Linked DNA regions of Homo sapiens: region 1 is linked to region 2. Evidence: read pairs that join two places in POLR2A ChIA-PET (ENCODE). Cell type or tissue: PC-9. All regions are shown on one strand. Links, peaks and the distances in the headings refer to the core of each region. The heading gives the core; the rest is flanking DNA.

Evidence for each region. Peaks named below come from ENCODE experiments on the same cell type or tissue, not always from the same donor. Only the 100,000 strongest peaks of a DNase experiment are listed, where the experiment ranks them.
Region 1: POLR2A ChIA-PET joins it to region 2 with 7 read pairs; 1 of 35 experiments calls an interaction of 5 or more read pairs at or near these places.

The regions. Positions count from the first base shown.
Region 1 is chr22:38,335,864-38,341,228 of GRCh38, reverse strand. TPTEP2-CSNK1E (TPTEP2-CSNK1E readthrough) reads left to right here. Exons shown (of 15, transcript NM_001289912.2): 5 at 4,523-4,621. Among named protein-coding and RNA genes, the nearest start is that of CSNK1E, 21 kb to the right of the region's middle. In PC-9, for the core only: no CTCF peak of the experiment used is centred there; a DNase peak (open chromatin) is centred at 5,018; H3K4me3 peaks cover 809 bases.
Region 2 is chr22:37,506,073-37,511,437 of GRCh38, reverse strand. CARD10 (caspase recruitment domain family member 10) reads left to right here. Exons shown (of 20, transcript NM_014550.4): 4 at 1,017-1,226; 5 at 2,756-2,911; 6 at 3,484-3,609; 7 at 5,055-5,246. Among named protein-coding and RNA genes, the nearest start is that of CARD10, 11 kb to the left of the region's middle. RefSeq lists enhancers at 1,658-2,484, 2,485-3,313. In PC-9, for the core only: a CTCF peak has its summit at 2,795; DNase peaks (open chromatin) are centred at 2,160 and 2,627; H3K4me3 peaks cover 882 bases; H3K27ac peaks cover 2,980 bases.

The DNA.
Region 1 (5,365 bases), core at 186-5,185, 830 kb before region 2:
CTCAGAAAAACAAAACAAAACAAAAAAAAAACCCCAACAAGGATGCAGTCGACTAAATCCAGACTGTGGGGCTCAGTCTAGAATCTTACTCGGTGACGAAAAGGAAGGAGGACCTGACACACATTACAACATGGATGAACCTTGAAAACACGACACTGAGTGAAAGAAGCCAGACGCTGTCTCCATTTACATGAGCTGTCCAAAAGAGGCAAATCCAGAGACAAAAGTCCATTAGCGGTCCCCAGAGGCTGGGGGGAGGGCTGAAGTGGGGAACGACTGCGAGTGGAGATGGGGTTTCTTTTTTTTTTTTCTTTTTTTTTTTTGAGGCAGAGTCTTGCTCTGTGGCCCAGGCTGGAGTGCAGTGGCGCGATCTCGGCTCACTGCAGGCTGTGCCTCCCGGGTTCACACCATTCTCCTGCCTCAGCCTCCCGAGTAGCTGGGACTACAGGTGCCCGCCACTACCCCTGGCTAATTTTTTGTGTTTTTAGTAGAGACGGGGTTTCACCGTGTTAGCCAGGATGGTCTCGATCTCCTGATCTCGTGATCCGCCTGCCTCAGCCTCCCAAAGTGCTGGGATTACAGGCGTGAGCCACCGCGCCCAGCTGGGGGTTTTTTTTAGGTCAATAAAAATATTGGGGAATTAGGCTGGGCATGGTGCCTCACGCCTGTAGTCCCACTGCTTTGGGAGGCCGAAGTGGACAGATTGCTTGAGGTCAGGAGTTCAAGACCAGCCTGGCCTACGTGGTGAAGCCCCATCTCTACCGGAACTACAAAAATTAGCCAGGCATGGTGGCAGGTGCCTGTCCCAGCTACCCAGGAGGCTGAGGCAGGAGAATCGCTTGAACCTGGGAGGTGGAGGTTGCAGTGAGCTGAGATCATGCCACAGCACTCCAGCCTAGGTGACAGAGTGAGACTCCATCTCAAAAAAAAAAAAAATTGGGGAATTAGATAGTATTAGTGGTTGCAAAACCTTGTGAATATACTAAAAGCTACTGACATTTTCTTTTCTTCTTTTGAGATGGACTTTTGCTCTTGTTGCCCATGCCGGAGTGCAGTAGCGCAATCTCGGCTCACTGCAACCTCTGCCTCCCTGTTTCAAGTGATTCTCCTGCCTCAGCCTCCTGAGTAGCTGGGATTACAGGCTCCTGCCACCATGTCCATCTAATTTTTGTATTTTTCGTAGAGACAGGGTTTCACCATGTTGGCCAGATTGATCTCAAACTCCAGAACCTCAGGTGATCTGCCCGTCTTGGCTTCCCAAAGTGCTGGAATTACAGGCTTGAGCCATTGTGCCCGGCTATATATAAAATATATATTTTATATATTGTATAAAATATATATTTTATATATTGTATAAATTATATATTTTACATATTGTATAAAATATATATTTTATATATTGTATAAATTATATATTTTATATATTGTATAAATTATATATTTTATATATTGTATAAATTATATATTTTATATATTGTATAAATTATATATTTTATATATTGTATAAATTATATATTTTATATATTGTATAAATTATATATTTTATATATTGTATAAATTATATATTTTATATATTGTATAAATTATATATTTTATATATTGTATAAATTATATATTTTATATATTGTATAAAATATATACTTTATACATTGTATAAAATATATAATTTATACAATATATAAATTATATATTTTATACAATGTATAAATTATATATACTTTTATATATTATATATTTATATGTAATATATATATTATGTATAATATATATATTACATTATTGGTGGATGGGCCTGATAGCTGACCTCTCAGTCTTGCAGCTTGAACTCTGGGAAGCTCTGTCCTCCCTGGGTCCTTTCTGGGTTGGCACTGCCAGCCTCAAAGCCCCCTGGGTGGGAGGAAGGGGCTCCCCCTCAGGAAGAAGGCAGGGTGAGACTCCTGCCCCTCACACTCTGTGGTTTCCTTCCACACTGCCTTTTTTTGAAGCTGTTGCCCAAGGGTAAACAAACTCTGCTCCTTGACTCCCTTTAGCCCAGTGGGGGCTGGTAGCCTTTTAGCCTGGTGGCTAACCAGGAGTTTGCCTAAGAGGCCCTGTTGGGCTTAGAACAGAAAGGCCTCTGGCCCTTTCTACACATGTGACTTTGGGAATCAACCTCTCAGACCCTCCTTTCCTCATCTGTAACATGAACAAATAAGAATTCCTACCCCAGGACTATGGCAAGGATTACATGAAAGAGGCTTATCCTAGATTATAGTAGGTGCTCAACTAATGGGAACTTTTTTTTTTTCTTGAGTCTTGCTCTGTCACCCAGGCTGAAGTGCAGTGGCGTGATCTCAGCTCACTGCAGCCTCCGCCTCCTGGGCTCAAGCCATTCTCCTGCCCCAGTTTCCTGAGTAGCTGGGATTACAGGTGCCCGGCATCATGCTTGGCTAATTTTTGTGTTTTTATTTTTACGTTTTTATTTATTTTTATTTTTTAGATGGAGTTTTGCTGTTGTCACTCAGGCTAGAATGCAATGGTGTGATATCAGCTCACTGCAACCTCCGCCTCATGGGTTCAAGCAATTCTCCTGCCTCAGCCTCCTGAGTAGCTGGGATTACAGATGTGTGCCGCCCTGCCTGGCTAATTTTTGTATTTTTAGTAGAGATGGGGTTTCACCATGTTGGCCAGGCTGGTCTCAAAGTCCTGACCTCAAGTGATCCACCTGCCTTGGCGTCCCAAAGTGCTGGGATTACAGGTGTGAGCCACCGTGCCCTGAAACTGGGAACTTTTTAAGGAATGAAGAAACTTAGCTGGGCGTAGCGGCTCACGTCTGTAATCCCTGCACTTTGAGAGGCCAAGGCAGGCGGATCATCTGAGTTCAGGAGTTCGAGACCAGCCTGGCCAATGTGGTGAAACCCCGCCTTGACTAAAAATACAAAAATTAGGTCGTATGTGATGGCTCACGCCTGTAATCCCAGCACTTTGGGAGGCCAAGGCAGGTGGATCACGAGGTCAGGAGATCGAGACCATCCTGGCTAACATGGTGAAAACCTGTCTCTACCAAAAATACAAAAAACTAGCTGGGTGTGGTGGCGGGCACCTATAGTCCCAGCTACTCGGGAGGCTGAGGCAGGAGAATCGCTTGAACCTGGGAGGCAGAGGTTGCAGTGAGCCGAAATTGCACCATTGCACTCCAGCCTGGGCAACAGAGCAAGACTCCGTATCAAAAAAAAATTTTTTTTAATTAAAAAAAAAGAAATGAAGAAACTTTATAAAAGTGATATAAGCTTATTAGATGTTGAAAAAGCAGGAAAACAGAAGGATAATAAAGAAGCCTCATAGTGCCACCACCCAGAAATAATCGTAGTGAACATTTTCCTTCCAGACTCTTCCTTGTGCATAAATTGTTTTGCTTTTAAGTATAGCTGTGACCCTGCTGTCACCACACATTGACATCCTGCTTTTATTCTCTTCATATTATAACATATTTCCTCATATTATTATAAGCTGTTTGTAAACATAACTTAATGCTTGCATAATATTCTATCGTGTGTTTGCTCTGTTAAAGAACCCCCTTCTCTGGACACTTAGACCAGCCCCAACCCTCCCCATTATAAAGAACTCCACAATGCCTGGGTGCAGTGGCTCACGCCTCTAACTCTAGCACTTTGGGAGGCTGAGGTAGGTTCATCACTTGAGCCCAGGAGTTCAAGACTAGCCTGGGAAACATAGTGAGACCCCACCTTTTTTTTTTTTTTGAGACAGGATCTCACTCTGTTGCCAGGCCGGAGTGCTGTGGTGCGTTCTCTGCTCACTGCCACCTCCCCCTCCCAGGTTCAAGCTATCCTCCTGCCTCAGTCTCCCAAGTAGCTGGGACTACAGGCATGCACCACCACACCCAGCTAATTTTTGTATTTTTAGAACACACGAGGTTTCACCATGTTGGTCAGGCTGGTCTTGAACTCCTGACCTCAAGTGATCCACCCACCTCTGCCTCCCAGAGTGCTGGAATTACAGGCATGAGCCACCACGCCTGGCCAGAGACCCCATCTCTACAAAAGATGGAAAAATTAGAAAGGTGTGGTGCTCGCCTGTAGTCCCAGCTACTCAGGAGACTGAGGTGGGCAGATGGCTTGAGCCCAGGAGTTCGAGGCTGCAGTGAGCCGTGATCACACCACTGCACTCCAGCCTGGGCAACAGAGCAACACCCTCCCTGCTTCAAAAAAAAAGTAAATAAAAAGATCTCCACAATGAACAGGTATTCTGCATGACTTCCTTGGAAGAGATTTCCAGAAATGGAATTGCTGCCCTAAGGCAAACGCTAATTTACGACTCTTGGGCAGCTGGAACCTGTCCGACAGAGCGGAGACCCTTATCTCTGCCACCACCAGCAGGCTGATATTTTCAAGAAAAAAATTTGCCAAATACAAGCAGTCTCAGATAATACAAAGAAGATGGAAAGTTTCCGGAGCGCAGGTGTCAGATCCAAAGATAACTTGACCCAAACACCCCGATCTCCATGTCCCTATCTCTCTCTTAGGTGTTGGAGCGGGCCGGAGAGAAGTAGAGTGGGCTGCGAGGAGAAGGAAACAGGCCTTTCGGAGGCTCCTCATCCCTCGGAGGTCATCCCTTACTCCAGGTGATCTGAACCTGAAGTCCGAGGCCCCAAGAGTTCTAAGTAACCCAGGGGTGGAGGTGGGGTGGGGGATCCCAGCTCTTTCCGATCTGGGAGATCAGAAAGATGCTCATCTGGGAGAGTGGGACCTCCCCTTTCAGTCCGCCCACCCCCGAGGACCGCACTTGGAGGGCCGCACTTGGAGGACCGCGCCTCCAAGGCGGGCGCGGCTGACGCCCGGGGCCCAGGCCATGTGGGGCGTGCGTGCCGGGAGAAGTGTCCCAGCGCCTCACCCCGCAAGCATGAGAACCACGAAACCCCCGGGGCCGGGAAACCGGGGCGGGGCGGGGCGGGGCGGGGCCGGGAAGCGGCGCGGGGCTGGGCCGGTGACGTCGCGGCCCCGCCCCCGGCCGGCTCCCTCCTCCCGGAGCGCTCCCCAGCGGAGTCCTCACCTGCAGGCACAGGTGTGCGCACTTCGCATCTCGAAGGCCGGCCAGCAAGCTTCAGGTGAGCGCCAGCAGCAGCTGGGGGTAGGTGCTGGGAGGAGGAGGGCCCGGGGTGGGGGTCCTCACTCGACGGAGAGGAGAACCGGGTCAAAGGAGAGGAGGAGGAGGTGGGCGTGGGTCTGTGGAGATACTGCCTGCTCCCCCCAAATCCTCCCTTGTCTCTGGGTTATAGTCACGTTGTCCTGAAAACGTAGACTTTGGAGGGAATTGAAGGAGAGGAAGTTGAAGAGGAAGCAGCAGGTTTCCAAATATTTCAACCGCA
Region 2 (5,365 bases), core at 92-5,091:
TACCTCTTCCCCCTCCCTCCTCCTCCCCTCCTCCTCCTCACCCCCTTCTCCTTCTTCTTCTTTTTTTTTTTTTTTTTTTTGAGACAGGGTCTCGCTCTGTTGCCCAGGCTGGAGTGCAGTGGCACGATTATGGTTCACTGCAGCCTCAACCTCCCAAAGCTCAAGTGATTCTCCCGCTTCAGCCTCCTGAGTAGCTGGGATAATAGGCGCGCACCACCACACCCAACTAATGTTTTAAATTTTTTTTGTCGAGACGAGGTCTCACTGTGTTAACTAGGCTAGTCTCCATCTGCCCGCCTCGGCCTTCTAAAGTGTTAGGCCTGGTTTCCCTTATTCTTTTTTTTTTTTTTTTTTTTGAGACAGAGTCTTGCTCTGCTGCCCAGGCTGGAGTGTAGCGGCGCAATCTTGGCTCACTGTAACCTCCATCTCCTGGGTTCAAATGATTCTCGTGCCTCAATCTCCCTAGTAGCTGGGACTACAGGCATGTGCCACCACGCCCAGCTCATTTTTGTATTTTTAGTAGAGACGGGGTTTCACCATGTTGGTCAGGCTGGTCTCAAACTCCTGACCTCAGGTGATCCACTGAGGGCCCGCCTCAGCCTCCCAAAGTGCTGGGATTACAGGCGTGAGCCACTGTGCCTGGCCCCACTTCTTCTTGATGCGGCCCTCCTCCTTTTCTGCCATGAGAATACTGGGCTAAATTGACGGGAGTCAGTGTCAGAAGTGCGGGACAGACAGCGTGTCGTGATGCAGCATGTCCGCCCACAAGTTCTTAGAGTGGATTCCCCTGGGAGGGTGTCCTTGGCCTTGCTACCCACTGCTCCTTCCTCAGCCCTGTTTGTTTTATATCTGTCCAGCCTGTCCTGTTTTCATAGACAAGCCTGGGGAGGACTCCTGCTTCGGCTTCTCTGGGAATCTGGGAGGCACCCAGGAGTGAGGGAGCAGGTCTTCCCACCCCTGTAACCCGTGGCTCCCAGTGTGTCTCCCTCTGGGCTGACCCATGTCTTGGGCTCCAGGTGGATCAGCTCAAGCTCAAAGTGAGTCGGCTGGAGGAAGAGTGTGCACTGCTTCGAAGGGCCAGGGGCCCGCCCCCTGGGGCAGAGGAGAAGGAGAAGGAGAAGGAGAAGGAGAAGGAGCCAGACAATGTGGACCTTGTCTCTGAGCTGCGTGCTGAGAACCAGCGGCTGACGGCGTCACTGCGGGAGTTGCAGGAGGGCCTGCAGCAGGTACCAGGGCCAGGGCTTGTGGGCACAGGCTGGGGGGTGGTCAGGAGGGCCTGCAGCAGGTACTGGGGCTTGTGGGCACAGGCTGCGGGGTGGGGGATCAGGAAGGCCTGCAGCAGGTAGCAGGGCCAGGGCTTCTGGGCACAGGCTGGGTAGCGGGGCTCAGGAGGGCCTGCAGCAGGTACCAGGGCTGGGGCCCATGGGCACGGGGGTGGGGGGTGGTCAGGAGGGCCTGCGGTAGGTACCAGGGCTGGGGCTTGTGGGCACAGGCTGGCAGGAGGTCAGGAGGGCCTGCAGCAGGTACCAGGGCTGGGGCCCATGGGCACGGGGGTGGGGGGTGGTCAGGAGGGCCTGCGGTAGGTACCAGGGCTGGGGCTTGTGGGCACAGGCTGGCAGGAGGTCAGGAGGGCCTGCAGCAGGTACCAGGGCTGGGGCCCATGGGCATGGGGGTCGGGGGAGGTCAGAAGGACCTGCAGCAGGTACCAGGGCTGGGCCTCGTGGCCATGGGGGTTGAGGGGGGGTCAGGAGGGCCTGCAGCAGGTACCAGGGCCAGCGTTCATGGGCACAGGCTGCGGGGAGGTCAGGAGGGCCTGCAGCAGGTACTAGGGCCAGGGCTCGTGGACATGGAGTGGGGGTGGGGGTCAGACCCGGAAAACAGGCCCTCTTGCTGTTTGCTTATCCTCCCAAGGCCTGGGAAGCTGAGGATTTCAGAACCAGGGATCTGAGATCTGGATGGAGTCCCGGTAGCCTCTTGCCTGAAGCTCTGAGCTGAGGGCCCTTAGCACGTGGCTGTCCCTGGTTGTCTGGTCTAGGGTGTGTGAGCAGCCTCCAGAAGGTCCTCAAACTCCCTAAAACTGCCCCCCTGATTTTGAGTGTGAGCATTTTTCTGGGGAAAGGGCCCCAGCTTTAATTTGATTTGTAGAGGGTGTGGCCTGGGGGCCCTAGGGCTTGCTTAGTGTCCTGCGGCAGGTCAGTGGCAGGTCAGCAGCTGCATGGGCCTGCCTCCTGGCCATTGTTCCACACAGGAAGTGGGGGATGAGAGCCAGTGTGTTTCATGGGGTTGGGGCACTTGGCTGGGGTGTGGGTCTGGGGGCAAGATCTTGGGCCCAGGGTCTACCTGTATGGGCCAGGCTCAGCCCCTTGAAGACCCCTAGTCATGGGGGTGGGAGTAGGTCTTGGGAATGGCCTCCGTCTGCTGCCCTGGATGGTGGGTGAGGGCCAGAGCACGAGTGTGTGCCTGGTGCTTGTTTAGGAATAATCCTGGGTGAACTTGTCCAGTCACACCCTTCTCCACTTAGCTTATTAGCTTACTTGTACCCCAGATACTCCCTGGAGGGTGGGTAGGGCTTGTGGGGCCACACCCACTCTGCCGATGGGGAGACAGAGATCCAGAGAGGGTCGAGGCCCCGGGCCAGCATGGCAGAGCTGGTCAGGTGGGTTTGGAGGGCTGAGAGCTGCGTGTCCCCTTCCTTCCCACACCCAGGGTGGGCCCCTAGCCAGACCCTGAGGTGGCCCTGCCCTGTGATCCCCAGGAGGCGAGCCGGCCGGGGGCCCCGGGCTCCGAGCGCATCCTGCTGGACATCCTAGAGCATGACTGGCGGGAGGCGCAGGACAGCAGGCAGGAGCTGTGCCAGAAGCTGCATGCCGTGCAGGGGGAGCTGCAGTGGGCCGAGGAGCTGCGCGACCAGGTGGGGCCCTGCCCGTGCCCTGCCCCTTGTGCGGGAGGGTGTCAGGCAGGGCCTGTGTGCTCACGCCTTCCCTGAGCATCTGCTTGACGCAGGCGCCGCGCTGAGAACTGCATTCATTTGTTCTCAGATGTTGACGGAGGCACCCTTCTAGGCGCTTGAGATGCCGCAGTGAGCAAAACAAAGGTGCCTTTTCCTTGAGGGGGAACTCCAGCAGGGGAGACTGGCAGTATGTGAGATACACAGTCCCACGTCAGCTATTTCATGTAGTCAAAGGCGATGAGCACCGTGGGAGATGCAGAGCTGGGGAAGGGGCCGGTTGCAGTTTGAGTGGGGAGGCCAAGGGTGGCCGGATGGGTGAAATGATGATCATTCTTCTCGTTTTACAGATTAGGCAGTTGAGGGCCTGTGAGGTAAAGTCAGTGGCTCAGACCACTCCACTGGGCAGGAGGGGACTTGTTATTGGGTCTCAGACTGTTGGTGAGCGTCTCTCACTGGCCCTCCTGGGCACCTGCTGGTTAGCTTTCTCATGGTCCCCAGCCCTGTGGTCTGACCCCGCCCCGTGCCACCCTCAGTACCTGCAGGAGATGGAAGACCTGCGGCTCAAGCACCGCACGCTGCAGAAGGACTGTGACCTGTACAAGCACCGCATGGCCACTGTCCTGGCCCAACTGGAGGAGATTGAGAAGGAGCGAGACCAGGTGAGCCCAGCCTGCGTGTACGAGGCCCTGGGCCAGTTGCTGCTTCCCATATGGGAGGAGACAAGGAGCAATGGAGGGGACTAGAATGGTAGAAAGAGACGTTAGCCGCTCCCTGTTGGGTTAGGACGGGGCACAAAGGCTGGGGGAACCAGACAGGAGACCTGGAGCCCTTGAGATACCAGCCTTACACCCTGGACCCACTGGCCTCATCTGAGCTCCTGTGGCAGTTACAGAAGCTGGTCCTGGTGTCTTCATTTTTGAATCCCTTGTTCTGTCCATCTCAAAGACAAGGCCAGCACAGAGGGAGTGCTTACAAATAGAAGCCGATGAAGAAATTCTCAAAAGTTTTGGCTTTCAGTCCCTGGGCACTATGACCCTTGTCTCCTGCCAAGGTTGTGGGGTGGGCTGAGGACCTCCGGCCAGTGCCACCAGGCCCCCGAGCCTCCTTGTGTGAGGTTCCATCTGCAGCGGGGAAGGGCAGGAGGTTTTTGTCCTTAACCAGGTGTGAATCCCACTAGAGGAGTTGAAGTCTGTATATTATTGTTGTTATTACTTTTTGAGACTGAATCTAGCTCTGTTGCCCAGGTTGGAGTGCAGTGGTGCAATCTCAGCTCACTGAGGCCTCCCAGATTCAAGTGATTCTCCTGCCTCAGCCTCCCAAGTAGCTGGTATTACAGGCATGCCACCATTCCTGGCTAATTTTTGTATCTTTAGTAGAGACAGGGTTTCACTATATTGACCAGGCTGGTCTTGAACTCCTGGGCTCAACTGATCCACCTGCCTCAGCCTCCCAAAGTGCTGGGATCAAAGGCATGAGCTCCCATGCCCAGCCGAAGTCTGCATATTAGAAATGCCCTCAGAATCCCCTGGCAAGCTTGAAAGTGCAAATTTGGGGCTTCATTCTCTGGACGTTCTGATTCAGGTGGTCTGGGGTGGGCCCCAGGAATCTGCATTTTATGGGGCTGCCCCCGGCTCTCTCTGAGGCATGGGTGACAGGTCTGGACCATGGGCCCAGCTCTGGAGCCCCTGGTCTTCACTGTGGATGCAGTGGGCTGGGTTTGACTCCTGGCTTCTCCACTGACTGGGATGCTGGGAGTGAAGCCCCTGGCACACAGCAGGTCTCGTGGAAAAGTTTTCAGTTCTTGGTGAAATGGTGAGAGCCTGGATTCTGCAGATGGACTGCCCGATTTGAATCCCAGCTCTGTCGCTCCTGGCTTGGTTTCCCCAGTCTGCAGAATGAGAATAATGATATTAATAGTATCTAACTTAGCCAGTTAGTGTGAAGATATTTAAATGAGCTGATAATTTAGCTCAGGGCCCGGCACACAGTGCTCAGTAAGTGATAGCTGCCATTCTCCTTACTGTCCCCATTCTCCAAGTCATAGGCCAGGAAAGCTGGGCCAAGGTGGCTCCTTCAGCTGCTGCCTCCCCTCCCCCAACCCTAGGCCATCCAGAGCCGTGACCGGATCCAGTTGCAGTACTCACAGAGCCTCATCGAGAAGGACCAGTACCGCAAGCAGGTGCGGGGCCTGGAGGCGGAGCGGGATGAGCTGCTGACAACGCTCACCAGCCTGGAGGGCACCAAGGCTCTGCTGGAGGTTCAGCTGCAGCGGGCCCAGGGTGGCACCTGCCTCAAGGTGAGCGGGTCAAGATTGTGGAGGTCCTGGCAGGAAGGCTGGGGTCCTGGCAGGAGCTCTTGGCCAGGGCTGGGAACGTGCCGGCCCTGGTGGGAGACCTCAGCCAGGGGAGGAAGCTT